Linked DNA regions of Homo sapiens: region 1 is linked to region 2. Evidence: read pairs that join two places in POLR2A ChIA-PET (ENCODE). Cell type or tissue: PC-9. All regions are shown on one strand. Links, peaks and the distances in the headings refer to the core of each region. The heading gives the core; the rest is flanking DNA.

What was found. Peaks named below come from ENCODE experiments on the same cell type or tissue, not always from the same donor. Only the 100,000 strongest peaks of a DNase experiment are listed, where the experiment ranks them.
Region 1: POLR2A ChIA-PET joins it to region 2 with 13 read pairs; 2 of 35 experiments call an interaction of 5 or more read pairs at or near these places.

Annotation. Positions count from the first base shown.
Region 1 is chr2:223,667,306-223,683,343 of GRCh38, forward strand. No RefSeq gene overlaps it. Among named protein-coding and RNA genes, the nearest start is that of SCG2, 73 kb to the left of the region's middle. In PC-9, for the core only: CTCF peaks have their summits at 7,876 (motif pointing right) and 8,082; a DNase peak (open chromatin) is centred at 7,856.
Region 2 is chr2:222,781,098-222,797,135 of GRCh38, forward strand. No RefSeq gene overlaps it. Among named protein-coding and RNA genes, the nearest start is that of ACSL3, 72 kb to the right of the region's middle. RefSeq lists enhancers at 13,466-14,388, 14,389-15,311. In PC-9, for the core only: a CTCF peak has its summit at 6,576; DNase peaks (open chromatin) are centred at 6,854 and 7,264; H3K4me3 peaks cover 836 bases; H3K27ac peaks cover 2,793 bases.

The sequences.
Region 1 (16,038 bases), core at 4,520-12,519, 890 kb after region 2:
CCCTCTTCCTACATAATTCCTCTTTGGGGATTTTTTTTTTCTCCATTTCATGGAGTTTTGCTCATCTTTTAAACCTCTGTGAACTTTAATTTTTAATTTATAAAACCATCCTTTAAATCTCTGTAAACTTTAATTTTATAGAGATTAAAAGATTACATTTTTTACTCACTCAAATATCAAAAGTATTTCACTGTTTATTAACTTAGATATGCTCATTCAGTTCATTTAAAAACCACAAAGACTATATCAGGATTTTCTGAAATTTTTCCAAAATAAAAATGGTATGAGTTTCATCAAAAACTGTTGATTACTTTTACCACAATTCATCATTTAAGGTCAGGAAAATATTTTTAAAATATATTCAAACTAGCAGATTAATGCATCAGAAAAACAAATAAATAAAAATGAAGGAAAATGGCATACTAAGACAGTGCATTAGATGGTATCACAAATTCACTAGAAGTCAGAAGAGCTTTAAGAAAAATAAGGATGAAAACAGCAGAGTTGTGTCTGTTAGCAGTGAGAACTAAAAGGCCATAACTTTTTTTATGTAGAAGGACCTCACTATTCTGTACAAATATACAATAATATCATGCAATCCCAACAAATAACAATATAATATTAACGCTTTTGTAGTAGACATGGTTGCCCCTGTAACATCCGTCCTCCCATTCTTTCTTGCTGGGTGTCCACCTTCTTCTATGCAATATGCTCAGGGAAGGTGGCCCAATCCCCAATCCAAGGGTATATTTGGACAGATTTTTGACTTTCGCAGCAATCCTGTTTTCCTTGTGTATTAGTCTGTTCTCTTGCTGCTAATAAAGACATACCTGAGGCTGGGTTAATTTATAAAGGAAAGAGGTTTAATAGACTCACAGTTCCACCTGGCTGGGGAGACCTCACAATCATGGTGGAAGACGAAGGAAGAGCAAAAAGATGTCTTACATGGTGGCAGGCAAGAGAGTGTGTGCAGGGGAACTCCCCTTTAAAAAAACCATCAGATCTCAGGAGACTTACTCACTATCACAAGAAAAAGCACAGGAAAGACCCACCCCCATGATTCAATTACCTCCCACCAGGTCCCTCTCATGACACGTGAGAATTATGGGAGCTACAATTCAAGATGAGATTTCGGTGGGGACACAGCCAAACCATATCACTTTGCTAGTGATTCTTTTAAGGCTAGATATATATTCATCACGTGATCAAGGAAAGCCAGTCCCTCTTTTCTCACAGTTGTGTCAGGATCTGTGCACAGAACTGTGACAGACATTTTGCTACCCTGAGGTGGACGGACTTCCACTCTGTAGATGACAGGATAGACACATGAAAGGGACCTGCATTCTCGAAGATATTATGGAGCTCTTCAGTTAACAAACCTTGGAGTCAACCTAACTTGAACTCTGTGGGATGATAAATTCCTTTAGTGTTTAAGGCATCTGGAGCTGAGGTTCTCTGATACTAGCAGCTAGAGACATACCAACTGATATGATATGTTGAAAGAGGTTGCAGACCAACACATGACCCCATCAGGCTTACCTTGTTCACCAAAAAGGAAAAGTTTCCTCAGACTTTCACTTGCTTTCAAAACTGATGTCCTCAGAGTTGCTCAATGAGCCCACTACAAAAATAAGACACAGAAATCACAAGCTCTCAGGACTGAGAATTTTGGAGGAGGTTAAGAGGGAGCTGCTCTTCCCCATGCTTCCGATTTCCACCACCTTCCCTACACTTCTGACCCTCTTCCAGCTTTTCCTCACTTCTGTTTGACTTATGGGAATTTTCAGTATTTGCAACACACACCCAGAAACTCTGCCACTTACCAGCTTTGTAATTGTGGACAAATTATGTAGTTTCTTTTGACTTTGATTTCCCAGTCTCAAAAATGAAAGAAATAGTAGTATCTAAGTCATGGAGCTGTTAAGAGTATTGAATAATTTAATATATGGAAAGGTATTATACTTCTTAGAATAACACCTGGTACCTAGTGTGAATGATGACTATTTTTATAGATCCAAATTTCCCCTTGACCAGGATGGCATTGTTTACCTCCATATTAGCATCAGCATCAAGGAATGTGATAAGAATATATTTGTCAAGACCAAGGAAGATTATCATGATCAGAAAGATACTGTATTTCTTATTTTAATGCATTAAAAAGTGTACTCAGAATGGCAATGCTCACACTTTAGACTATGAATATACTTTTGAATGCTTCTCACAGGAGCATATGTTTAGAAACAGTAAGCAGAAAAATTAATTTGGAGAAATATCTTAAGCATTTTCTCAAGTAGGTTCTTGAGAAGACTAATTCCACAGTCTGACTAAAGTATGTATACACACACACACACGCACACACCCATGCACACACACACATGAAATATTTCTGTGGCCAAATAAGTATGGCAAAACACCAGGTTAAATAGCACTAAACAGCTTTTATCTCACTTTAAGATATTTTTAAATTTTTTTTCTTTTTTTTTTTTTCCGAGACAGAGTCTTGCTCTGTTGCCCAGGCTGGAGTGCAGTGGCATCTCGGCTCACTGCAACCTCTGTTTCCCAGGTTCAAGCAATTCTCCTGCCTCAGCCTCCTGAGTAGCTGGGATTACAGATGCGCATCACCATGCCCAGCTAATTTTTGTATTTTTAGTAGATACGGGGTTTCACCATGTTGGCCAGGCTGGTCTGAACTCCTGACCTCATGATTCACATACTTCTGCTTCCCACAGTGCTGAGATTGCAGGCTTGAGCCATCGCGCCTGGCCTAAAACATTTTTTTAGCAACTTGCAATAACCTTCTAGCTAGTCTTTTACTCACCTTCTTGCCCCCTCCAACCCATTCACCAAACCACAGTCAGAGTGATCTTTAAAATCACAATTATTCAGTCATGGGACCACCACCGCTGCTGCCACCACCACCACCACTTAAAATCCTTCGGTAGGTGTCAATCACACCTGGAATAAATTGCAAACTCCTTACCATTACCCCAAAGCCCCTGTTTAATCTGTTCACACCTCCCTCCATCTCTTCCCTGGTTCACTACACTCAACCTCACTCACTTATGAGGCTTCTAGAACCCAGTAGACCCCCTTCTTACTTCAGGGGCTTGGCACTTCCTGCTGTATATGATAAGAATGCTCTTTGAAGAACTTTCAGCATAAGTGTTCCTTTTCAGAGGGGCCATCCCTAAATACCACCTCTAAAGTACTTCCTCACCTTCAAGAAAAATATCTTTTTTTTTTTTTTTTTTTTGGAGACAAGGTCTTGCTCTGTTGCCCAGTCTGGAGTGTAGTGGCACAATCATAGCTCACTGCACCTCCAACTCCTGGGCTCAAGCAATCCTCCAGCCTCAGCCTCCCCAGAGTACTGGGATTCCAGGCATGAGCCACTGCACCCAGCTGGCAAACTTTTAATCTACATAGCAGTTGGTTTCTAGCTCTTTCCACAATCAGTAATTTTGTTCATTTGTCTGCGTATTTTCTGGCTCCTCATAGATCTCTAAGTTTCATGAGGGCATGACCTTCTAGTACACAATTATATTCTCAGATCCTAGCACAGGGCCTGGGGCGTAGGCACTCCATAAATGTTTGGTGAATAATTGAATGACCATTTGAAAATTTTGTAGGGCCTCATTCTTCCCTTTTTGAAAATATTATAATTTGCTTATCCATCCAAAACAAAACAAACAAAAAAAATACAGAATCTCTCAAAAAGTCTACTTTTCAGGAAGTAATCAGGTTGGCAGATCCATTAAACCAAGCCTGTATTTGTAGCAACACATTCACCTCTTCTGTCCAGATGCTGTTCAATTTGAAATAAGGCAGATAATGGGGTATTTGAATCTATAGTCAATAGATATGTCTTAAAATATATGCATACATATGGGGAAATTTTTTAAATTCATTTCAAAAGTCAACTCTTCAAATGTCAAGACAGCAAAGTTCAGGAAATTCAGATGCATATAATGTCTTAAATGTTAGTTTCCTCTTAAACCATACTGTTTGGAGCTTCCCAAATCCATATTAAGAGGTAGAATGTATTAAAGAGGTAGAATGTTATTTGGAGCCACTAAAGTTCAAGAAATTTTGGTCAATATCATGAGATAATTCTCAAATAAGCAAGACCAGAAACCCAGATCTTAAGATCCAGAGTGTTACTCTATATTTGAAAATTGCCATAAAATTAACTAGGCATAGTCCATAATGATATAAATAAATTATTGAATAATTAATAAGTGGACAAAAAATAAACCGTCTGATATAGTTTGCCTGTGTCCCCACCCAAATCTCAACTTGTATTGTATCTCCCAGAATCTTCACATGTTGTGGGAGGGACCCAGGGGGAGGTAATTGAATCATGGGGACCAGTCTTTCCCGTGCTATTCCCATGATAGTGGATAAGTCTCATGAAATCTGATGGTTTTATCAGGGGTTTCTGCTTTTGCTTCTTTCTCATTTTCTCTTGCTGCCACCATGTAAGAATTGCCTTCCACCTCCCACCATGATTCTGGGGCCTCCCCAGCCATGTGGAACTGTAAGTCCAATTAAACCTCTTTTTCTTCCCAGTCTTGTTTATGTCTTTATCAGCAGCATGAAAATGGACTAATACACCCTCCTTACAGAAGAATTCCAAATATATATGAGCATACTCTCCCCTCTCTTAATTTCTCTCCCGTGAGTATGGTCTGGACTTAGTGATTCTCTTCGAAAGAATATTCTGATCTAATGTGATGATAATTCATTTCTGTGATACCCTTCCCCGAAACCTATAACCCCAAGTTGATCATGAGAAAAACAGCAGACAAATCCAAATTGATAGACGTTCTACAAACTATATGACCAGTACTCCTCAAAACTGTTGAGGTCATTAAAAGCAAGGAGAGATTGAAAAACTGTCACAGATTGAAGGGGATTAAGAAGACACGATGACCAAATGTAATATGGTAACCTGGATTGGTTTCTGAAACAGAAAAAGGGTGTTAGTGAAAAAACTGCGAAATTCAAATAAAGTCAAGAATTTAGTGAATACTGTTGTACCAATTTTAACTTCTCCATTTTGACAATGTACTATTATGTGTTAGTCCATTTGCATTGCTATAAAGGAATACCTGAGAGTGGGTAATTTATAAAGAAAAGAAGTTTATCTTGGCTCATGGTTCCACGAGCTGTTACAGGAAGCATGATGCCAGCATCTGCTTCTGGTGAGGGCCTCAGGAGCTTACAATCATAGTGGAAAGTGAAGGGGAAATGGGGATATCACATGGCAAGAGAGGGGGCAAGTGTATCATATGGCAAGAGAGAAGCTAGCTTGTTTGTTTTTGTTTGTTTATTTGTTTGTTTTGAGACAGGGTCTCACTGTGTCACTCAGGCTGGGTGGCACAATCATGGCTCACTGAAGTCAACCTCCCAGGCTCAATCAATCCCCCTGCCTCAGCCTTCCAAGAAGCTGGGACTACAGGTGCATGCCACCATGCCCAGCTAATTTTGTATGTGTTTTTTGTAGATATGGGGTCTCCCTATGTTGCCCAGGCTGGTCTCAAACTCCTGGGCTCAAGCGAGCCTCCTGCCTCAGCCTCCTAAGATGCCCGAATTACAGGTATAAGCCACCATGCCTGGCTGACCAGGCTCTTTTTAAATAACCAGTTCTCTCATGAACTCATTACCATGGGGAGGGCACCAAGCCATCCATGAGGGATCTGCCTCCATGACCCAAACACCTCCCACCAGGCCCCACCTCCAGCAATGGTGATCACATTTCAACATGAGATTTGGAGGGGACAAATATTCAAACCATATCACATGGTTATATGAGATGTTACTATCAGAAGAAACCGGGTGAATAATACATAGGAAATTCCTGTATTATTTTTGCAACTTTTTGGTAAGTCTAAATTTTTCCAAAATAAAAAGCTCGTTTTTAAAAATTGACCAAGGAACAACATACCCTAACTGAACTGTCCTAGAAGCTAAACATATAGGTTCCTGTTAATATCCCCATTTCATAGATGAGAATTCAGGGGAAAAACCGATTATATAAACCACCTAAGATTATAAAGGGAATAAAAGGAATAGAACCTAAATTGGAATATAGGTCATTTGACTTCAGAGTTCTAACTTTTAATCTTATCCTTAAACTATTCAGAATTTCTTTTTTATTCCTTCTTTTCTCTTTTGATATTAAAGATTAAGTGGCTTTAATATCAGGCTCATGGATCAGGTTATTTAAATATAGAGGCTTCCTGAGACGCAATTGTTATTACTTGTTGTCTTTAATTGTACCTTTAGGATCATAATCCATCCCAAATTTATACTGGTATGTTCCTAGATTAAACTAGAACTATTGGCTGGGCACAGTGACTCATGCCTGTAATCCCAGCACTTTAGCAGGCCGAGGTGGGCAGATCACCTGAGGTCAGGAATTCGAGATCAGCCTCGCCAACATGGTGAAACCCTGTCTCTACTAAAAATACAAAAAATTAGCTGGGCGTGGTGGTGGGCGCCTGTAGTCCTAGCTACTAGGGAGGCTGAGACAGAAGAATTGCTGGAACCCGGGAGGCAGAGGCTGCAATGAGCCGAGATCATGCCACTGCACTCCAGCCTGGGCGACAAGAGTGAAACTCTGTCAAAAAAAAAAAAAAAAAAAAAAAAAAAAAAAAAAAAAAAACCTAGAACTATTGTATCTACTATCCTCATAGTTTTTGTGAGGATTAAATAGGTTCACAAATACAAATAGTTATAATGACTGGTACAAAGTATACAGGCAATTGATATGAATACGATTATTATTTTTCTTTTTCTTTTTTTTTTTTTTTTTTTGAGACGGGGTCTCTCTCTGTCACCCAGGCTGGAGTGCAAGGGTGTGATCTCAGCTCACTGCAGCCTCTGTCTCCTGGGCTCAAGTGATCCTCCTGTCTTGGCCCCCAGAGTAGCTGGGACCACAGGCATGCACCACCACAACTGGCTAATTTTTTGTTTTTTTTGTTGTTGTTGTTGAAATTGCATCTCCCTATGTTGCCCAGGCTGGTCTTGAACTCCTGGGCTCAACCAATTCTCCGGCCTTGGCCTCTCAAAGTGCTGGGATTACAGATGTGAGCCTCCATGCCTGGCCATGATTATTATTTTTTATTGGTAATTTTTTCGGTTCTGATTCCAATTCATTAACATTCCCTTTAGCCATGCCTGTTCTGCCTTTTAATCTGCCCATTGAGTTTTTTAACATCTGTACTTTTTCCTTCATAATTTGTCTTTGTATTTCTAACCTATTTTTATAGTATATTGCTTTATATTTCCACATATATTTTATAATTTTTTTTCTCTACCGCATTTTATATATACTTATGGCCCCTCTCATTTCGTAGTCTTTCCGGTTCCTGGAAGGGAGAATTTTTCCATTTTTGTTTCCTGTTTAAAAAATAAATAAACTGTTTTTGCATCGTTTCTAATATTTTATTGTCATCTCATTTTAGGTGACAGAAGTCTTTCTCTGTAGTGTCACGGTTATTGAAATGTATCTCTGGAGAGGTTTTAATTTTCTTTTTACCACTTGCTTCAGTAGAATTTCTGCTATGTGTCTAATTTTTATGTTAATTTTTGTCCTGGGATTTCCTCAACACAAGGACAGCTAAAATTCAGACTTCAAACTTATGACTTCATGGCTTTTATTTCTTGAGGGAGACTTATTTTTTTCCACCCTGACCTGGGGTTGAGAATAACTTCCTTGTTGCCCTCCTGAGTCAATAGATGGCTTTTCTTTTTCAAATTTCTCTTCCCCTAAAATTGCTTTCTGCAGGAGCCCCAGTTTCAACACTTAATCCATATCCAGTAACGATATTATTTCTTTGTCACTGCACAGCCTGTGCCATAACCAGGTCCAGTAATGTCCAGTAGGTGGCTCCTGGGATGTGGTTATCAGCATTTTCTACAATTCTAGCGCATGTACATTTTCTTTTTTTTTTTTTTTCTTGTGAAATTAGCCATTGTGATGGTTAAAGTTACGTGCCAATTTGGCTAGACTATGGTATCCAGATATTTGGTCAAATACTAGTCTAGATGTTGCTGCGAAGGTATTTTTTAGATAAGATGAACATTTCAATCAGTTGAGTAAAGCAGATTAACCTCTATATGTGAGTGGGCCTCATCAATCAGCTGAAGACCTTAATAGAAAAAGTGCACCATCCCTATGGCAGAGAGAATTCTGCTTGTAAACTAACATCAGCTCTTCCGTGGGTCATCAGACTGCCAGCACACCTTGACAATTTTGGACTTGCCAGCTTCCACAATCTCCTGAGCCAATATCTTTTTCAAAAAAAGCATTCATGTGTGTGTGTATATGTGTGTATTACACACACATATACATACATACACACACACACACATAGAGGTATGTATTTTTATACACACACACACAGACACATACACACACTATACCTTATTGGTTCGTGTCTCTGGACAATCCTAATACAGTCATGTGGGTTTTTTTTTAAGTTACTTATTTTTATTTTGTCCAAAAACTTTAGATTTTTACAGAAGGGTTTCTCTATTAACCTGATGTTTTTCTTAAATCAAGGAACCACCCATACACTTCTTAATATTTTTAAAAAGATTGTGTTTTATCCATAAAACAAAGGTATTATGGTTTATTTCCTTGTTAAAAAGCTATTACATAAAGGTTAAAATGTATAAATAATAATTAACACTAGGCCAGGCACAGTGGTTCTTGCTTGTAATCTTAGCACTTTGAGAGGCTGAGGTGCATGTACATTTTCTTTTTTTTTTCTTGTGAAATTCACCATTGTGATGGTTAAAGTTACGTGCCAATTTGGCTAGACTATGGTACCCAGATATTTGGTCAAATACTAGTCTAGATGTTGCTGCGAAGGTATTTTTTAGATAAGATGAACATTTCAATCATTTGAGCTTAGGATCATTTGAGCTTAGGAGTTTGAGATCAGTCTGGGCAACATAGCAAAACTGTCTCTACAAAAAATACAAAAATAGCCAGACATGGTGGTGCACACCTATAGTACCCACTACTCAGAGGCTAAGGTGGGAGGATCACCTGCACCCAGGAGGTCAAGGCTGCATGAGTGGTGATGGCGCCACTACATTCCAGCTTGTGTGACAAAGGAGAGCCTATCTCAATAAATACATAAATAAATAAAAGCTTGCATGAGAGAAAACTTTCCTGAGGTAACTCTATGACAAAACAAACAAATCAAACTCAATCAACTGAGATTATTACACAGCACATCTTAATTAGCAGAGGAGGAAGTTTAGCTTTAATGAAATGATGGGCTGCTTTAATTTCTAATTAATCCAAAAATTATCACTTCAAAAGACCAATCAACCATTCAGCCATGTTAGAGTTGGATGTTCCAGATTTAATTGTCAGTAGTCAATAGTTCAGAGCTTCCTAATAAGAAGTGGAAGAAGAAAAGCTTTCTATGGAGATCTACCGGGATTTAAACAACTGTCATGGTTAAGAGATTGATTGTTTTTTGTTTTTTGTTTTTTTTTTTGAGATGCAGTTTTGCTCTTGTTGTCCAGGCTGGAATGCAATGGCGTCATCTCGGCTCACAGCAACCTCCGCCCCCCAGGTTCCAGCGATTCTCCTGCCTCAGCCTCCTGAGTAGCTGGGATTAAAGACTTGCGCCACCACGCCCAGCTAATCTTTTTGTATTATTAGTAGAGATGGGGTTTTACCATGTTGGCCAAGCTAGTCTCAAACTCCTGACCTCAGGTGATCCACCCACCTCGGCCTCCCAAAGTGCTGGGATTACAGGCGTGAGCCACCGTGCCCGGCCAGGAGATTGATCTTTGGTAAGTATCCATAGGTTCCTCTGAATATTAATAAAAGGAAAGGTTCTCTATTGACTTCACAGCATCCCAGCTACTGACAACCTGGTAGGCCACATATCTAATTAAACGGACCATCCTGACTGGCTTGATCATGCCATGGTTTATCTGCTTGTCCCCAGTAGGCCGGTACCTGATATTCTGAGTGTCTTTGTCAGTTTGGGCTGCCCTAACAAAGTACTGAGTGGCTTATCAACAATGTATTTCTCACAGTTTTGGAGGCTGGAAATCCTAGATTGGGGGCCAGCATGGTGGGTTCTGCTGACGACCCTCTTCCAGTTTGCAGATGGCCAACTTCTTGTTGCATCTTCATGTGGCAGAAAGAAAGGGAGAGATCTCTCTAGGGTCCTTTTTATAAGGGCACTAATCCCATTCACAAGGGCTCTATACTGATGACCTAGTTACCTCCCAAAGGCCTCACCTCCACATACCATCACATCGGGGATTACATGTCAACTATGAATTTTGGGGAACACAAACCTTCAGTCCATAACATTGAGTGTATGTGGACAAGCGCATAGATACACATTTATAAATGACATCTTTAATAGTAGTAATAATTACGTCCTTAGTAACCACACACACATTGTGAGTTTCCATTAAATGGCAGTCACTGTGCTAAGTATTTCATGTGACTTGTCTCATTTAACAATTATTACAACTCTTCTGGTAGCTACTTTTCTTCTTCTTGTGTCCCAAATGAGGATGCTAAGGCTGCCAAGGTTAAGAAATTTATCCAATATTTTATAGTTAAAAACTGACAGAAATAGGACCCAAATCTCAGCCTAGGAATTCATTCACTAAACCTCAATTCCTCAATGTAGGAAGAGGTTCATTAATAATAATAATAATAATGGTTATTGCAGATAAAAATGTTTATACCTTTCCAGGCCCTGTTTGATATGTTTTGGATATTTTAACTGATTTAATCCTCACTACTATAACCCCCACTTTACAGATAAAGGAATGTATGGTAAAAAGTACAAAATAACTTGCCCAAGATCACACAGCAAGCAAATGGTAAAGATGGAATTCAAACCTAAGCATTTTGGCAGGGCGTGGTGCTCAGGCCTGTAATCCCAGCACTTTGGGAAGCCGAGGCGGGCGGATCACCTGAGGTCACAAGTTCGAGACCATCCTGGCCAACACGGTGAAACCCCGTCTCTACTAAAAGTACAACAACAAAAAAAAAATTAGCCAGGCGTGGTGGCAGGTGCCTGTAATCCCAGGTACTTGGGAGGCTGAGGCAGGAAAATCACTTGAATTCGGGAGGTGTGGAGGTTGCAGTGAGCCAAGATTGTGCCACTATACTCCAGCCTGGGCAACAGAGCAAGACTCTGTCTCAAAAAACAAACAAACAAACAAAAAAGCAAACCAAAGCATCCTGCTCCAGTGTCAGCCTCAGTCCTCTTCTCCACTGTACTATACTTCACAGTTCTTTAGAGAAACCCAAGAACCTTTTAGAGATTCTGGAAGGTCAAACTATTTTAATAACAATACTAAAGGACTATTTGCCTTTCTTACTGTCTCTCTCACGAGCACTATATTTGGAGTTTTCCAGAGGTTATATGATGTAAGAGATTGCCACAAATGTAGAAGAAAACATGAGAATCCTGCAGTCATCTGTTAAGCCAATTATTAAAGAGACACTGCTAACTGAAAAAAAAAAAACTACTCTTTGGGAAAATACAGCTATTTTTCACTTTAAAAATGTTTTTATGTTGACAAATAATGGGTTCATTATTGTTCTTCTAAAGGAAACAACAAATAAAGTGTTCTTAATTTTCATTTGCAATATGGTAGCGATAGATATAAATCATAAAGAAAAAACTCTTTGGTTTTTCAATAAGTTTTAAAGTGTAAAGATTGGTCAGAAACCCAAAAGTTTTCTAATGGCCACTAGGCTTATATACTATGTCTTTCCATGATAGCAACTAGTCATAGGGTTTTTTTGTGTGTTAAGATTAAATGAGGCCAGGCGTGGTGGTTCATGCCTGTAATCCCAACACTTTGAGAGGCCGAAGTGGGTGGATCACCTGAGGTAAGGAGTTCGAGACCATCCTAGCCTACATGGTAAAACCTCATCCCTACTAAAAATACAAAAATTATCTGGGCATGTTGGTGTGCACCTATAATCCCAGCTACTCGGGAGGCTGAGGCAGGAGAATTGCTTGAACCTGGGAGGCAGAGGTTGCAGTGAGCCCAGATTGCACCATTGCACTCTAGCCTGGGTGACAGAGTGAGACTCCATCTCAAAAACAAAACAAAACAAAAAACAAAACAAACAAACAAAAAACTCTTTGGGTTTTCAATAAGTTTGAAAGTGAAAAGATTGGTCAGAAACCCAAAAGTGTTCAAATGGCTGCTAGGCTTATATACTACACCTTTCCATGATAGCATCTGGTCATAGGGTTTTTTGTGTGTAAAGATTAAATGAGATAACCCATGTGAAAAGCTGAACATGGCCCCTGGCACATGGACAGTGTCAACATACGTTAGCTATTATTGTCATAGTTATTAGAGATGAAATAACCTGCCTGAGGCCACACTGTGACAAACTAGGGACATAAAAAAGTTGAAATTCTCTGCAATAATATAATAAGCTGCATTTAATAATGATTTAACAAACTAGATGATCAAATTCCCTTCCAGTGAGTAATGTTAAGTACCACAAAGAAGAGAGCTGTCCATAACTAACGCCATTGAAGAGAAAGATGATGGGTCATAGAGACTCCAGGCAGATGAACAAAGACCTGGATTCCAGGTGTGATACTTACAGTACCTAAATGTGTTACCACAGGCAAATCATTTGAAATCTCTGAATTATTGTGTTCATATGTATAAAATGTAAAAAATTATGTATCTCTCTCATCTACATTACAAGTATGAAATAATTTATGTGAAAGTGCTCTGAAGTATAAAATAGGGAAAGTGTGTTCTGCTCCAATTCTCATACCCAAATAAATCCCAGAGGGATTAAAATGTTACTGTAAAAAACACAAGCAAAAATTACTAGAAAGATATATAGGCCGGGCGCGGTGGCTCACGCCTGTAATCCCAGCACTTTAGGAGGCCGAGGAGTGCAGATCACGAGGTCAGGAGATTGAGATCATCCTAGCTAACATGGTGAAATCCTGTCTCTACTAAAAATACAAAAATTAGCTGGGCATGGTGGCACATGCCTGTAATCCCAGCTACTCGGGAGGCTGAGGCAGGAGAATCGCTTGAACCGGGAAGTCGGAGGTTGCAGTGAGCCAAGATCATGCCACTGCACTCCAGCCTGGGTGACAGAGTGAGACTCTGTCAAAAAAAAAATAATTATATATATATATATATATATATATATATATAGACATTTTAATATGAGAAAATTTATACAATTCTGGGATGAGGAGAATTTGTCAATGTGATGACAAAGAGAAAACATTTTACAAAAGTACTGAAGTTACCTCAAAAAAAGAGAAAATAGACTGAGCATGGTGGCTCATGCCTTCAATCTCAGCACCTTGGGAGGCCAAGTCAAGAGGATGACTTGAGCCCAGGAATTCAAGATCAGCCTGGGCAACATGGCAAGATCCTGTCTCTCCAAAAAAAATACAAAAATTAGCTCTGGGCGTAGTGGTGGGTGCCTGTGATCCCAGCTACTTAGGAGGCTGAGGTGGGAGGATCGCTCGAGCCCAGGAGTTCTAGGCTGCAGAGAGCTGTGTTTGTATCATTGCACTCCAACCTAAGCAGCAGGGCAAGACCCTATCTCAAAAAAAAAAAAAAAAAATGTTTGGCAGGGAGGAGAAAATCGCAGTGAATCTTTGTGAACTTGAGTTATACAATGGCCTCTTAGATATGACACCAAAAGCCAAAAGCACATGTGGAAAAAAGAAAAATTGGACCTTACCAAAATGACAAACTTTGTGCTTCAAAAGGTACCATGAAGAAAGTGAAAAACACAACTAAAACATGGAAGAAAACATTTGCAAATTATAAGTTTGATAAGTCTGGTGTCCAGAATATATAAAGAACTTTTAAAACTTGACAATAAAAAGACAAATAACCCACTTAGAAATGGGCAAAGGGCTTGAATAGACATTAATCCAAATAAGGTGTACCGATGGTCAATATGTGCTCCCAAAAATATGTTCAGCCTTATTAGTCATCAGGGAAATGCAAATAAAAACCACAATGAAATACCAATTCACACCCACTGGCATAGCTAAAATTAAAAAGCCAACTAATAACAGGTGTTAGCAAAAATGTAGAGAAATTGGAGCCCTTATCAACGCTGGTGGAATTGTAAAATAGCGCAGCCACTTTGGAAAACAGTTTGAACATTCTCAAAATGTTAAAACAAAGTTACCACATGATCCAGCAATTCTGCTCCTAGATATATACCTAAGAGAACTGAAATCGTATGTTCAAACAAAAACCTTTATTAAAACATTCATAGTAGGCCAGGCATGGTGGATCATGCCTGTAATCCCATCACTTTGGGAGGCTGAGGCAGGTGGATCACCTGAGGTCAGGAGTTCAAGACCAGCCTGGCCAACATGGCAAAACCCCATCTCTACTAAAAGTACAAAAAATTAGCCAGGCGTGGTGATGTGCACCTGTAATCCCAGCTACTTGGGAGGCTGAGGCAGGAGAACTGCTTGAACCTGGGAGTTGGAGGCTGCAGTGAGCCAAGATTGTGCCACTGGTACTCCAGCCTAGGCAACAGAGCAAGACTTTGTCTCAAAAAAAAAAAAAAAGAAAAAGAAAAAAAGAAAAGAAAACATTCAGAACAGCATTATTCACAATAGCCATAAGGTAGAAAAGCCCACACATCCATCTACTGATGAATGCATAAACAAAATATACATCTATACTGTAGAATATTATTTGACAATAAAAAAGACTAAAGTACTTATACATGTTGCAACATGGGTGAAACTTGAAAACATTATGCGAAGTGAAAGATGCCAGTCACAAAAGGCCACATTTTGTAGGATTCCTTTTATATAAAATGTCCAGAATAGGCAAATCCATAAAGACAGAAAGTAGATTAATGCTTCCAGAGGGTACATGGAAGGAGAAACAGAGTTTCTCTCCTCTGCTAAGCAGAGGAGTTTCATTTGGTGTGATGAAAAAGTTCTAAAATTAGATAGTAATGGCTGCACAACTCTGTGAATATACCAAAAACCACAGAAATGGAATGTAAATTATAACCCAATAAAGCTGCTGTAAAAAATGTACTGGAGTTTGTCCCTGGAAAAACATAGCTTCAGAAAGGCAGAAGTCATTTTAAAAGTAAAATATTTTTTAAATGGTGGGAAACAAATTGTGTAATTGACCTTAATGTAGTGTTAATGTCTTCAATATATAAAGCACATTTATAAGCCAATAAGAATGTATTAGTCAGTTCTCATGTGCGAATAAAGACATACCTGAGCCTGGGTAATTTATGAAGGAAAGAGGTTTAATAGGCTCACAGTTCCACATGTCTGGGGAGGCCTCACAATCGTGGTGGAAGGCAAAGGAGAAGAAAGTCATGGCTTACATAGCAGCAGGCAAGAGATCTTGTATGGGGAACTCCCATTTATAAAATCATCAGATCTTATAAGAGTTATTCACTACCATGAGAACAGTATGGGGGAAACCGCCCCCATGATTCAATTATCTCCATCTCCACCTTGCCCCACGATTGACACATGGGGATTATTACAGTTGAATGTGAGATTTGGGTGGGGACACAGCCAGACCAAATCAAAGAGAAAAAGGTAACATCTGAAATGAAAATGGGCTGAAGATATTAATATAAAGTTCATAAAAGAGGAAATATGAATGATATAAACACATTAAAATGCTCATCTTGACTTATAATAAAAGGACAAATTAAAGTGACATGTTTTTTGCTTACCAGATTGACCAAGATTACAAATACTAGTGACCCTGTAGGCTGGTACATGGGGCTGGATGTATTCTCATGCAATGCAATTGAGAGTTTACACTGATATAGTTGTCTGAAGGCCAATTTAGCCATATATTTAGCCATACAATTTAGCCAAACACTCATACATTTTGATCTTATAGTTCTATAATTTCATGCTAAGGAAATACTTGGGTGTATTAGCAAAGGTAAATGTGTAAAAATATTTGTCAAAGTAAATGATAGAAAAATACTAGAAAAATCCTACATGTTAAATAATTGGA
Region 2 (16,038 bases), core at 3,476-11,475:
AAACCATCAGATCTCATGAGAACTCCCTCATTATCAAGAAAACAACATGGGGGAAACTGCCACCATGATCCAATCACCTCCCATCAGATCCCCCACTTGACACATGGGAGTTACAATTCAAGATGAGATTTGGGTGGGGACACAGAACCAAACCATACCAGTGATATTATTACTGGATACCCATTATAACTCTTTATAATTCTTTATTTTTCTTTATAACTCGTTTTGAAATAAGTTATCTTTTCCTGAAATATGACTTTGGGACCTGGATCTACTCTGGGCTGGGTGCTTCACATATATGACTTAAATTGTTGAAGTAGTTATCAATAACCTTTTCTGAAGATGGGGAAATAATTTCTAAAATGTTAACTTGCTTAAGATCATAGGACTGATAAATAATGAAGTTAGTTATGTGAACTAACAGTCCTCTTAAAATAAAGTCCATCTTTCAAATCTGCAATTTCATTATTAAAGGCACTAATTATAAGCATTAACTTACACTAAGAAACAATCACAAGATCAATCAATGCCCAAGGTGAGAAAGAGAACAGGCTGCTTTGAAAAAATAAGATGGTAATGTCCAAAACCTTTTCTTTAACTTTTCAAAGAATAGTTATAAATAAGTGTATAAATATTTAATCAAGAAAGATTTAGGTTCAAATCTAGTGAGACCTCCTACATGTCAGATCTTATAGTAGGCACTTTCATAGATAATAACTGTTCAGTACTCATACCAGCAAAAAAATCTATTAATATGTATTAAGATTATAAAGTATTCATATTAGGCCAGGTGCCGTGCCTCGTGCCTGTAATCCCAGCACTTTGGGAGGCCTAGGCGGGCGGATCACTTGAGATCAGGAGTTTGAGACCAGCCTGGACAACGTGGTGAAACCCCCCCTCCCTACTAAAAGTACAAAAATTAGCTGGCAGTGTGCGCTTGTAATCCCAGCTACTCGGGAGGCTGAGGCAGGAGAACTGCTTGAACCCAGGAGGTAGAGGCTGCAGTGAGCCAACATTGTGCCACTGCACTCCAGCCTGGGTGGCGGAATGAGACTCTATCTCAAAATAAATAAATAAATAATAAAGTATTCATATTAAAACAACACAAACATACCTTACTGACAAGCAGGGATACCTTGGAATTCTCCACCCTCCCTCATGTAGTCCTAGAGATGGATTTGATAAAATGTTTAAAATGTTCTGTGATGGACTTCTTTTTATACTTTAGTATCTTGAGAACTCAGTGTTTCTCAAGATTTGACTTACTGTACAAGATTGTACATGGTGTACCATGCATACTATACTTTGTGAGTCATTTAAGGGATTTTCAAAAATTATTTTAATTACACATAATTTTTGCCTTTGTGCACACCGCTGGTTTAATGCGCAATTTCATAACAATTGCTGTGATTCAGCTCCGAATTTTGCTCTGGATTTTCAGTATCCAGTATTAGAAGGACAACATAATCATAAAAAGTTCTGGACTAGCATATGTAAAGGTTAATTTTGAAGAACTCAGAAGGGGAACTGGTGCTCTTAGAAGCTAGTGTGGACTCACTGGGGAAAAAACGTCCTCTACATAAACTTTACTAGTTTGATTAGGAGACGGCTTCTTTTGATCGAATTTTTGCAAAGCAGTTGAAAGAGGATCTCACAACATTCTTAGGACAAAAGTTGAAGTGTGAGCTGAATAATCACAATGTGAATTTATTATATGTTGAAGCCCCCTAACTAAAGTGGACACTGGGGACAGGTTGAAAGACTCTATCCTGACCTCCTTAGAATTATGAAGAGCATAAATTTGTCACATTTGCAGATAATGTCCATCTGGGAGGAATAGCATGCCCTGGATAATATAATTGAAATCTGAAAATAACTCAATGAATTAGAAATACAAGTCAAATCTAACACCGTAAAATATACTAATGGTGAATATAAATTTTGTTCTAAGGTCTTCAGTCCAATTACATAAGTAAAGGAAGATGAAAGGGTGGAAAAGATTCTTGTTCTTTAGTTGGCTCCATCCCAAGCAGGAAGAACATAGAAGGTAATGCAAACTTGAATTACCTTAGAGATAACCCAGACAATGGAAATAATAATCTGACATCTCTGGCTTTTCACAAGCTACCCCTTGACCAGTGGTGTCATCGGGGGCAATGAAGTCTAGTAGAAACATGGATAAACTGGAGCATACTCAAAGGAGAGCATCTAAAACATGAGAACTCTTAAAGTTCTGTCCCATGAGGACTCAACTGGAGATGCTTCATGTGGATGAGAAAAGAGTTAGAGGAGATATGACAGCTGTCTTCAAATACTTGTATGGCTGTCATTAGGAAGAAGTATTCAAATCCATTGGTGTAGCTCCCACAGGGCAGAACCAGCAACCACAGGGGTGAGTTAGAGGAAGGCTGATTTGGATTCAAAATAAAAACATCTTTCTGGACCTGCCAAAAATGGGATAGTCTGTCTCCTTTCCATGAAGATTTTCAAGCAAGTATGAAAGGTCCCTGATTGAGGAAATCTGGCCATCACTCACAGTGTCTACTCAATATCCATCCTCTACTTTCCTTCTTTCCAACTATATCTAATTTTACTTGAGGGTGAACAGACAACCCAGTTCTAACCTTTGATCTTAGATCTTAGATCTTAGAGGAATTCCCCGCTGGGGCATTTGGATAAGCTTTTGATTTCCTGATAAGAAGGGACAGGTATAGCTGGTGGCCACCCTCTCCCTTATTCTGCCTGGAATGCAGATGGGATGCTAAGAGTTACAGAAGCCATCTTAAAACCACAAGTAAAAACCAAGAAAATCAAGGAGAAATAGCTCTGATATCACTGAGCTGCTAAACCAAAGCCAGCAAGTGCTTACCTACAGACACCTTGCTGTGTTAGAAAAATACATTTTTGTTTGTTTAAGCTACTGCAGTCAGATATTCTGTTATTTGGGCCGGGCATGGTGGTTCACACCTGTAATCCTAGCACTTTGGGAGGCCGAGGTGGACAGATCACTTGAGGCCAAGAGTTCAAGACCAGCCTGGACAACATGGTGAAAATCTGTCTCTACTAAAAATACAAAAATTAGCTAGGTGTGGTGGTGCATGCCTGTAATCCCAGCTACGCAGGTGGCTGAGGCATAAGAATCACTTGAACCTGGGAGGCAGAGGTTGCAGTGAGCTAAGATTGTACCACTACATTCCAGCCTGGGCAATAGAACAAGACTCTGTCTCAAAAAAACAAAAAAAAAAAGATATTCTGTTATTTGCAGCTAAATGCATTCCTAACGTATCCAGGAAAAGTGGAATACAAAGAGCAATGGCAGCAGATTACATTCACTCCAGAGTCCTTCCAACCTTGAGATTCTTTTAGTCCACAATCTAAGTTAATGTTCTTAAACTGTTCTACATTTATCCCATAAGTATCCTTCTAAGTACTTACTGTATAGATGGTAGTATACTAAGAGTACTGAACACTCCCTTATATGTGTATAGTATCAAAGCCTCTTGCTTTTCGTTGAGAGTCAACAGTATACTGGAATCAATCCCATATTGATGTCATTGTAAGGAAAGATGATTTTACTTTGGAATGAGTTCTGCATAGCAATTCTAATACAATTTTGTAGTTGATGACCATTGTTTCAGACCTAGATCCATTTGTTCAAAGAGCTTATGTCCTTCAGCCCAGGGCCTATGAAGAGGATTTTGGGGATTTCCAATCGGTCAAGATCTAGGTCAACATTTAGGTCAACATCTCCCCTTCCCTCTAACACACACACAGTGTAAGAGAGATAATGATACTCTGAAACTACTTGGGAGAGTGTCCTGGGGAAGCAGAGTGTGTCCCCAAGCCAGGGGAAAACCTGTGGTCATATCCCTGCTTTTGAACATGGAGAAGAGTGTCAGGAGAAGTCTCAACCCCAGCACTTTGGATGGAGGCCTCCACTGAATAGCTTCCTCTGACACTGGCATCTCCTTTCTGTGCAATTATCCTAGCACAATCCTTGTTGGCTGAAGGTCTGGAGCCCTCAGATTGAGGGTCGGTGTCCTGCACACCAACATAACCTCAGAGACAAGGTGGACAGTGGCCTAGGAGCAAAGGTTTGCCACAGCACCTCTGCAAGATGGTAAGGTAGTCAAGCAGGGATGCCAGGGTCAGCTGTAGAACCAGAAGGGAGCCCAGTCTAGTAGAATGGAGACAGAGCTCAAGCCAACTCTGACCACAAGTGGAGGTGGACCCCATCCTGGTACCTTGGTAGTGTCCAAAGGCAACAACACCAACAGAACATGGGTGAGTGGAGGTGTCAGTTATCCTGAGGACGCCATCCTGATTTGCCAAGAGCCATGGTTTCCCAGGCAATTTAGAGGAGGGTTAGAAACCACATCCCCCTAGGAGATGGGAGAAAACCTCTGGAAACATAGCTGGGAAGTCCAGTTCACATTCCAGAAGCTTTTATTGTAGGCTTGAGCTGAATAAAGCTTCCATTGGACCAAGGTCCGAGATTTCTCAGCAACAGCAGAGGCAGGTGTGGCCTCAGAAATTAGGACATTGCACATCAGGCCATTTAATAAATATTTTTCAAACTGTGAACTGCAACCCATTAATGAGTCATGAAATCAACATAGTGGGTCTGTAACAGCATTTTTTAAAAATGAGAAAGATAGTAAAATAAAATAGGTTAGAAAGAAAAAATCAGAGTGCATTCCCTGTAGTAGAGGTAATTAATGTAAAACTTCTATTACTGTGTGTATGTATGTGTGTACATGTGTGTGTGTGTATGTGTGTATGTGTGTGTTTTCCAGATTTTTTTTTTTAAATGGAGTCTCACTCCATTGCCCAGACTGGAGTGCAGTGGTGTGATCTCAGCTTACTGCAACATCCACCTCCCGGGCTGAAGCGATTCTCATGCCTCAGCCTCCCAAGTAGCTGGGATTACAGGTGTGCACCACCATGTCGGCTAATTTTTGTATTTTTAGTAGAGACGGGGTTTCACCATGTTGGCCAGGCAGATCTCAAACTCCTGACATCCAGTGATCTGCCAGCCTCAGCCTCCCAAAGTGCTGGGATTACAGGTGTGAGCCACCGCACCCGGCCTGTTCCAGATTTTGATGTAAAATATATTTCTTACTGTGAGTAAGGGTAAAAAATGTTTGAAAGCCATGGATTCTTACTGCTTAGATAAGCACTTAATTTGTATAACATAGTCTTCAGGACATTTTGTACCCTGTTTCATTTTATGACTAAACTAACAGGAAGCAAAGTGATCCAGGGCATTGACTGAAATTAATTAAGCAAATATCTCCTAGTTTGAGGAGGATGACATGTTCTGGTTTTCTGTAGCTCTTTTGGCACATTCAAATATTTCTCCTTTATTCAGGGAGAGGATTGTTTGCTCTTTTGCTGCTCTTAGTTCCTTCTTTCTCATTATTAGCAACGTTATGTTAGTGAAATAATGTCCCGGGACATTGTTTACCTCAATTTTCATAATTTCGGTCATTGGTTCCAACATTCCTCCTTTCCATATGATACCACTTCACATCCACTAGGATGGCTATGATCATAAAGACGTGTTAGCCAGAATGTGGGGAAATTGGAAACCTCATACACTGCTGTTGGGAAAACAAAAATGGTGCAGTCATTACGGAAAATAATCTAGTAGGTCCTCAAAATGTTGAACACGAAGTTACCATATGACCCGGCAATTCCGTTCCTAGGTATATACCCAAGAGAAATGAACACATATGTCTACACGAAACTTGTACACAAATGTTCACAGCAGCATTATTCATAATAGCTCAAGGATGGAAGCAATTCAGATATTTATCAACTGATTTATGGATAGACAATGGTGATATATCCATGCCATGGAATCTTATTCAGCCATAAAATGGAATGAAGTTCTGATACATACTACAACATGAACAAACTTCTAAAACATAATGCTAAGTGAAAGAAGCCAGACACAAAATGTCACAGATTGTAAGATTCCATTTTTATGAGATGCCCAGAATAGGCAAAATCTTTAGAGATAAACAGTAGGTTAGTGGTTGCCAGGGGCTGGGGAGGAGAGAAGGAGAAGGGAGTTGTCTGGAAATGGAGAATGACTGGTAATGGGTTTCTCTGGGGGATGATTAAGATGTCCTAAAATTGATTGTGATGATGGTGGCACAGCTCTGTGAACATACTAAAAACCACAGAATTACACACTTTAAATGGATGAGTTATATGGTATGGCAATTAAAGCTATGGTTTTGAAGGAGCACAGGTAGACAGATGGGCTCTCAAACAAGAGTCAGGACTTTTTGGGATGATAGAAAGTTTCTATATCTTGACTGTGGTGGTGATTAAGAGATGTATCAATTTGTCAAGCCCCACTGCAATGTCTATAAATTAATCCTCAATAAAGTTAATGCTGGGGCTGTGTTTGCCCCAACTTACAAACCTGCAGCTTCAATTCTCCTAGGGGTTCAAGATGCTCCTCATATCATATTCATGGACGTGGGTCACTAGCCCTGTTGCTCCCGAGATTCCCTAAATTCAGCTGAGCTTTCTCTCATCCTCTGAAATGAATCCAGAATGTCTAGAATCCAGACAAGTAGGCCTGGCTGGGGCTGAAAACCTGCTATGAAGCTGGCAGGAGCCCCTTTACCTTCTCATAAGGAAGGACACTGACCCTGTGTGATGTGTATGACATCCTAATGCTCGCTCGGCAGCAAGGCTCAGCCAAGAGGACTCAGAAGTGGGCAGGAGATTCTAGGATTCTTTTTTTTTTTTTTTTTGAGACAGAGTCTCGCTCTGTGGCCCAGGCTGGAGTGCAGTGGCATGATCTCGGCTCACTGCAAGCTCCACCTCCTGGGCCCATTCCATTCTCCTGCCTCAGCCTGCCAAGTAGCTGGGACTACAGGCGCCCGCCACCACGCCCGGCTAATTTTTTGCATTTTTAGTAGAGACGGGGTTTCACTGTGTTAGTCAGGATGGTCTCAACCTCCTGACCTGGTGATCCGCCCGCCTCGGCCTCCCAAAGTGCTGGAATTACAGGCGTGGGCCACTGCGCCCGGCCGTGGGCAGGAGATTCTAACCCATGCTGTCACTAACCTTCGGCCTCAATCAGGTGCCTGATGTCTGACGTGAAACCCCCCTGACTTCCCACCATCCAGCGTCACATTCTTTCCCCACAGGATCACATCCCAGTTATTTAGCCTCAGGCTTCATAGTGTGGCACTCCCTCATGTTCCTTGACTAGATTACTTTGTTCCATTTATTCACATGGGGACCTCAGTAAACAGAGGCGAACTCTGCTTGGGTGACCAAGAATTCCAATTCCTGAGCCTCTAGGAAGCTGCTGGAAGAGAGCCAGAACAGTTGTTTCAAGGCGCTACCAATCGCAGCTGCATCTTCTAAACTCTCCTAAGAAGCAAGAGCTTTGAGTAGCTGGGATTTTTTTTTTCTTTTCTTTTCTTTGTTTTTTTTTTTTTTTTTTTTTTGAGACAGGGTCTCACTCTATTACCCAGGCTGGAGTGCAATGGCACAATCACAGCTCACTGCAGCTTTGATCACCTGGGCTCAAGAGATCCTCCCATATCACCCTCAGCCTCCCAAGTAGCTGGGACCACGGGCAAGAACCACATGCCTGGCTAATTCGTAAAAAAACAAAATGTGTAGAGACAGGATCTCCTTATGTTTCCCAGGCAACATGGTGAGATCTCGAACCCCTGGGCTCAACGGGCTCAAGTGATCCTCCAGCCTTGGCCTCCCAAAGAGTTGGGATTACAGGCGTGAGCCACCATGTTCAGTGGAGTAGCTGTTTTCCATAATAATTATTCATATTTATAGAATGCTGACAAGGTATCTGGGACTTGCAAGCATTATTTTATGTAATCGTCGCAATAATTTTATTGGTATGGTATTATTTTCCCTATGTTACAGATGAAGATTAGGCTTCAAAAGTTTAAGTAACCCGTCAAAGGCCGCATCACTGGAGCATTTTAAAGCAGGGATGCAATTGCAAAAGCACCAGTCAGAGCTCAGAATCCTGTTCCAGTTGGGATATACACATGGACTTCACAAATGAATGTAAGGAAGATACTCTTGTGAAGTATGAATTCATCTCCTAGAAACTTTATTTCCCGTGGGCTTCTCACCCACTGAAACAAGACATTTCAGGACTTTAGGTAAAAGGCAAATATTCAGTAGAGCAACTCAGTTACTTCTCAGATTTGACTCAAATTAAAAAAACTGCATCAAATGCAACAACACCATAGGCTTGACTGTCAGACTCGAGAGAGGGTGTAGGAGTGAGAGCAAGGATTACTAACTTAGTTATTAAAGTTATGTATCAAGAACTAAGCCTGGACAATGGAGTTTCTTTCTTAAAAATAAAAAAGAAGTCCTTTCACTTTTAAAACTTTTAAAAACCAATATGTCATTGTTTTCCACTTTTTATGGCTAGGAGGATATGATGAAGGGAAAGTGAAACCCACATCTGGCAAGTAGAAGAAGAGAGCAAAAGGGAAAGCAGAGAAGTTCAAACAAAGATTTCTACCTGCTTCTGCCTGAGGGCCACTGTGTGTGCATGCGTGTGTGTGTGTGTGTGTGTGTGTGTGTGTGTGTGTATGTGTGTGATGAGTGACAGGAGAAAGAGAGAGAGAAGGACTCAGCTAGATCTGGGGGAACCAGAGCATCTCAGGCCCCCAGGAGAACTGAAGCTGCAGGTCTGTAAGTTGGGACTGTGTAACTCGGCATGAGATGATGGTGGGCAGGTGCCGTGAGAAGCCAGGGGCTAGGTAAGCCTGAAGCAGTGGTCCTTTTCCCCAAAACCTGGCACACACAGGAATGAGACCTCCTCGTATGCTTGGAAGGGAGGTCGTGGCCGTTCTGAGTGTGCAGTGGACCAGCAGGGGCCTGGGTCAGCAGATGGGGATCCCAAGACCAGGGATACCAGCACCACAGGTGCCAGCTAGAGGAACCAGCGGATCTTCCTCAAAGCCATGGGATCAGGAACATCTCAGCTCTCAAGCAGACCAGGAAGGAGACCAGTCCCTCTGTGGAGATCAGTGTGGATCCAGCAGACAAGCATGGGTCATCATTCAACCCACGGTCCTGTAAACCAGCGGTCCCCCAGCTTTTAGGCAACAGGGACTGGTTTCATGGAAAACAATTTTTCCACAGACGGTGGCAGGGGAATGGCTTCAGGATGAAACTTGCTCCAGTTCATCAGGCATTAGACTCTCATAAGGAGCACACAACCTAGATCCCTGATGTGCACAGTTCACAATAGTGTTGGCCTCCTATGAGAATCTAGTGCTGGCACCGATCTGACAGGAGCAGAGCTCAGAAGGTAATGCTCACTTGCCCATCGTTCACCTTCTGCTGTGCAGCCCAGTTCCTAACAGGCCATGGACCAGTCTTGTCCAAGGCCCAGGGGTTGGGGACCCCTGGTATAAACCACATACACCCCAGTAACCCCAGAGGCCATGTTGGAGAGGAGCAGGCAGAAGGAGAAGAGGAAGAGACCTTGAGGGACCCAGCATTTGTCTACAGGAACTGTTTAAATAATAGAATTGGAATAAACTGGTCTGAGTCTTAGCTGTTTCCCCTGCTGTGGCCCAAGCTGTGTCCTCTGAAAAATTCATATGCCAAGCTACCTCAGAAGGTGACTATATTTAGGCCAGGTGCGGTGGCTCCTGCCTGTAATCCCAGCACTTTGGGAGGCCGAGGAGGAAGGATCACCTGAGGTCAGGAGTTTGAGACTAGCCTGGTCAACATGGTGAAACCCCGTCTCTACTAAAAATACAGAAATTAGCCTGGTGTGGTGGTGCAAGTCTGTAATCGCAACTACTCGGGAGGCTGAGGTAGGAGAATCACTTGAACTCAGGAGGCGGAGGCTGCAGTGAGCCGAGATCGTGCCATTGCACTCCAGCCTAGGACACAGAGAAAGGCTCCATCCCAAAAAAAAAAAAAAAAAAAAAAAAAGAATGTGACTATATTTAGAGATAGGGCCTTTAAAGACGTGATTAAGTGAAAATGAGATCTTTAGGGTGGGCTTTTATCCAATCTGACTGGTGTCCTTATGAGAAGAGGAAATTCAGCCACAGAAAGAAATAGCAGGGATGTGTGGATGCAGAGGAGAGATCGTGTGGGGACATAGCGAGAAGGCAGCCACGTGCAAGTCAAGGTGAGAGGCCTCAGGAGAAACCAGACCTGTTGATACATTGACCTTGGGCTTCTAGCATCCAGAACTATGAGAAAATAAAAATCTGTTGTTTAAGACTCCCAGTGTGCGGTACTTCGCTGTGGCAGCCCCAGTGAATAAATACACTCCATCTCCACCTCCAGCTTCCCCCACCTAAGTGTCCCCAGTAGGGTGGGGTCTTGAGGAAAATCAAACCATTTAATAGGAATATAAGGAAGCTATATTTTTTGACCTTGCTCAAATCATTTGGAAAACAAATGTTTTAGAACTTTAAAAGAAAAACTTTACTTAGAAATAATCTACTCTCATTTATCTAGTCATGTGAAGAAGAAAGAAAATGTTTACTTACTACCCCTAGATATATTCAAAAGCAAAAAACCCCAAACTATATTTCTTTAACATTTCTAATCTGATGTTTTCTTAAAGAAGTTAAATTAGCACAATTTATTCGAAACTAATGAAGTTCACCATATTTTAATTTCAAAGTCAGTCTTAGAGAATTCTAGTTTCATCCTATCTTCCATTTCGTAAAATTGAAAGGTCATGTTTTCCCACTAAAAAAAGTGCCCCTGAAATTAACTTCAGAAGTATTTCCTTACAAGTGGTATTTGAAAGTATGTTGCTTTTTTGTTCCTCGTCCATACTTCTATTTTAATATGTTAAATATAAAAACAGAGATGAGGAATTTCCTCATGAATACTTCTACTCAGGGACAGGATTTGAAGGAAATGAGACAAACACAGCCAGCCCTTGGTGGGGGCCGTCCTCTGTCTTTCTTCAGGCCCAAGCCCTTCCTTCCTCATTGTAAGTAGGACACTCGGTGCCTTAGCTGGTTGCCTCATTCAAGCTGAAGTGTACAGAACAAAACCACTGCCACTGACAGGGACACGGAGCCTGGACGCTGTGTGCTCCCAACTGTGTGTCCGTGGAAACATTTGCCAAGTCTTTAACAGTTGCAGCGGATTAAACACAATTTCCTAATGTTCACGGCTTCCTTGGGCATTCATTTAATTCATCACAGGCCCTGTCTGACAAGTATTAGGATCGAGGCCAAACACCATCCTAAGTTAGTCTGAAAAGAGGAGTTTCTAAGCTCTTGCTCCTTCCCCGCAGACTAACCCACTGGCCTCTCACAGCACACCAATCAATAGCTGGAAAGCTGGACCTTGGCTTTGACCGGAAGATTCTTCCGGCTAGTCACAGTCTCTCCTCGCCTTTCCAGTCCAGATCTGTCTGTCTTAGAGCAGAGAATGTGTGGATTCAGCACAAGTCTCCCCAGAGACATGCAAATGCAAAAAAGAAATGAGTATTTCGACAGAACACGTCAAGTCAATGAAGATGGCGTGAGGATGTTTGAAGGATTAGGAGGACAGTGGAGCTTTGTGGGGTCTGGGCAGGACAGCAGGTCATCCATGGTGCAGAGAAGTAACTGTTATTCTCTTCCTTTTAAATCTATTGCTCTTCCAAAAACAAGATTCCCTGTTAGTGGTTAAGAATCCCAAAACGCAAACCCGTGATAAAAATTGCTATGTCACTTTCTGGAAGCCATCATTTTCTCTTTATTTCCAAAATAAAGATGCTCTACCCTCCTCCTCCTCCTTCTTCACTAAAATGTTATGTCTGAGCATGGTCAATCAAAATTCAAGAGGTATAAAAAGAAATACTGTAAACCAGTTTTTTTTTTAAATGAAGAAATATTTCCCTTAAAGCATAAAGTGCAGAAACATTGTAAAAAAAAAATGCCATGTTTATCCTCAATTCTCCCTCTGAAGACAGTTTATTACCAGTTTCTTGTGTTTACTTCCAGAGATATGTTATTGGGTTGTGCAAAAGTAATTGCGGTTTTTGCCATTAAAAGTAATTGCAAAAACCACAATTACTTTTGCACCAACCTAATGTACATAAGTATATTCCGACATGTTATTTTGAGCTCCACAGAAACAAAACAAGATTTGCCACCTGGTGACAGACCATCCTGTTGTTCCCAAGGAGAAAGGTGAGGTCATGATGTGGATTATGTAAGGTCACGAGGCTCCCTCCTAGATATTCTGACCCCTGCAGAATTCTTTATGTGATTGTCCTGCCTTTTATCCATAGGTCAGAAGACACACTCCATCTCTGCTTAAGTGAGGCAGAATAAAATAAAATCTTATTCAGAGTATTTCCAAGTCTAAATTGTGGGGCACAAAAAAGTCTATTATTTTGCCAGCAGCACCTACAAGGTCTTTTGTCTACAAATGTAAATCAATCAGTGTTTTAGTCAGCTTGGGCTGCTATGAGAAAATACCATAGACTGGATGTCTTAAACAACAGATTTATTTTCTCACAGGTCTGGAGGCCAGAAGTTCGAGATCAACGTGCCAGCAGGGCCGGTTTCTGGTGAGGCCTTTCCTCCTGGCTTGCAGACCACCGCCTTCTCATCCTGTCCTCACGTGGACCTGGCATTTCCTGTGTGCATGAGAGGATAGAGATAGAGCTCTCTGGGGTCTCTTCTTGTTTTTTTTTTGAGACGGAGTCTCACTCTGTTGCCCAGGCTGGAGTGCAGTGGCACGATCTTGGCTCACTGCAAGCTCCGCCTCCCAGGTTCACACCATTTTCCTGCCTCAGCCTCCCGAGTAGCTGGGACTACAGGCGCCCGCCACCACGCCTGGCTAATTTTTTGTATTTTTATTACAGACGGGGTTTCACCATGTTAGTCAGGATGGTCTTGATCTCCTGACCTCGTGATCCGCCAGCCTTGGCCTCCCAAAGTGCTGAGATTACAGGCATGAGCCACCATGCCCAGCTGGGGTCTCTTTTTATAAGGACACTAATTCTATCAGATCAGAGCCTGACTCTTGTGACCTCATTTAACCTTAATTACCTCCTTAAGACCCTATCTCCAGATACAGAAGGTCTCCAACTTACAATGGTTTGACTTATGATTTTTTAACCTCATGTGGTGGGAAAGATCCAAATTCAATAGAGACCATACTTCGAGTGCCCATACACCCATTCTGTTTTTCACCTTCAGGACAGTATTTAATACATTGCATGAGATATTCGACACTATTATAAAATAGGCTTTGTGTTAGATGATTCACCCAACAGTAGGATAATGAAAGTATCCTGAGCAGGTTTAAGATTGGTTAGGCTAAGCTATGACGTACAGTAGATTAGGTGTATTAAATGCACTTTTGACTTACATTTTCAACTTACAATGGTTTTATTAGAGCGTAACCACATCTAAAAATTAGGAGCACCTGTATAGTCAAATCAGGGATTAGGGCTTCAACATATGAATTTGACAGGGGGTGGGGGAAGGACACAATTTAGTTCACAACAGTTAGCAACATTGATAACTATTTTAATAAAATAATAACGGCTACTATCTAAGTGTCAGGCAATGTGCAGCATGCTTTATGCATATTACTTAGAGTCCTCAAATGAACTCCACGAAGTGGACATTATTATCACCAGAGTGATTGAAACTAGAAACATTTAACAAGTGGTATGTTTGAGCACTGACTAGTCAGATTGAACACCAGCTATAAACAAGCACGGTGGCTGTTGTTCCAGTGCATGCTGGCCAAAGATGAGCCCCCAAATGATCACGTTTTTCAGGTAAAGAAGGAGAGGATTGGAGAGGAGAAGGGAACTGGACAAGCCCACGCAGCTGGCATATGGTGGAGCAGGGACACGTCTGTCTTACTCAACATTATTTTGCCTCTCTTCTACCTTGCCAGGAGTTATCTGCTGGAGATCCCCATATTTCTCTACTTTGGTGAGTCTTTGAGTGTTTTCCATCATATTCACAACTCAATGACTGTGCCTGCCACGACAGAGGCTGGTTTGGGATCAAGTCAGTTTGGCCACTGTCTCCTCTCTGAACAGACTCAGACTGCGGTAGCAGGGGATCGTCTTTGCTGTCCATGCTGGCTCACGTTTGACACTATTGCAATGTTTCTGCATCTGGGTCTTTGCATTGGACCAAGCTGTCTTTTTCCAGAAGACATATCTGGGTCTTTGGGGTCATTTGCCTTCTTCCCTGAATTTGACCTCTACTGTCAATCTAGATTTGGGTTCATGCTGACTCACCATACCCATTACATGCTGCCTTTGTTCCCTAGCCTGACCTGATCTTGGGCCTCAGGCTACAGCCTGCTTTTCCATTACAAAGTACCCAAACACCAAACACAATGCTGTCTGAGTGCCCCCTTTCCCTGCCAAATTCTTTTTTTGTGCTATTTGGACCTCAGCTGCTGACACTTTCCTCCATAAGCCTTTATTCCCCTCCCCAATGAACTAATGAACTCCGCTTCCTTTTCTAAGTGCTCCTCATTCTTTCTCTTTCTTATGTTTTTTATTTTTGTCTGTTTTTGTTTTTTGAGACAGAGTCTCACTTTTTCACCCAGGCTGGAGTGCAGTGGTGCAATCTCATCTCACTGCAACCTCTGCCTCCCAGGTTCAAGAGATTCTCCTGCCTCAGTCTCCCAAGTAGCTGGGATTACAGGCACACGCCACCACGCCCAGCTAATTTTATTTTTTCTTGCTTCCACATTCCCCCTTTTCTTCTTTTCCTTTTTCTTTTCCCCCTGTTTTAGGATTGCATTAGCACGTATCCAAAGAGCAGCCTTCACTCTTGATATTTGGGGCTTAGGAACATCCCTGTCTCCTGGGCTGTCAGGGGCATAGTATATCTGTGGGACATTCTGTAAACCTGTCAGTCAGTGATACCTACAAGCAACCAGAATTAGGCCATTTTCAAGGCACCTTCATTAAAGATTAAAAGGCAACCTTGCCTGTCCCAAATTTTACCACACTTCCCCCCAAATGTCACCTTGTCCAGAGGGAAAGGGAAATACGTGATTGGAAAATCTGCTATCATATGCAAACTTTACCTGGACATGCCCCACTTCTTCAAATAAAGTTCCACTGTGCAAACTATTCTACGGCCCTATATCCTGCTGTACTCATTGTTACTAGAATAAATATTTGCAGTATAAGCAGAACTTTGTTCTGAGGATAAATCCACAGGATACTTAGCACTCTGACAAATGAAAAGCCAGTTTTTAGCTGCCCTTTGTTTGATACAAACTGGATGTTGTGTTTTCTTTTCTGGGTTATGTATAACGTACAAATTCTAGGCAATCTTTGACAAGAACTTATAATAACAAACTGCCTTTTGACAATGACTCTAGAGAGCCTTCCTGTCTCCAGAAAATATCCCTCTGTGGCTCCAAAGGTCTCAGTCTCAGGGTGATGTCCTGGCTACTTTTCTTTTGCACCATAAATGAAATGACAGTGAAGACATCAACCTCGCCATGTTGGAAAACTGCCTAAGATGTTTCTTGGAACTGTGGCCAGTCCCAGGAACAGAAAGGCATGATGTTCACAGCTAAAACTTCCTCACAGCGGCCTGCTGTACCTCCTCATGCCTGAGAATTGCTCTGAGGAAGGACTCATTTACCACATTTGCACTGCAGAAGTCAACACCCAGCGATCAAAGGACATCCTGGAAAAGTCAGTATAGATCCTGAACCAAAAACCTCAGAAGTGATTCCAGGCTGCTGCCCAAGAGCTGACATGCATACATTTGTTCATCACTCAACAAATATTTATTGAGTGCTATCTCTGTTGTAAACACTGTACTGGATGTGAATGTCCAGCTGCAGAAGAAACAGACCCAAGCCTCCGGGAGCTGACTGTTCCCAGGAGGGGGCCCTTGGCTCTTTGCAGTGAGTTGTCATCCTGGGCACTGACAGGCAGTGGTGTGAGCCTGCTGAGCCAGAGAGACGATGAGCTGCTCCCACAATACCCAATAATCAGGCCCCAGGGTGCCTCCTCTGCTGTACCTAAAACACTTCAGATGA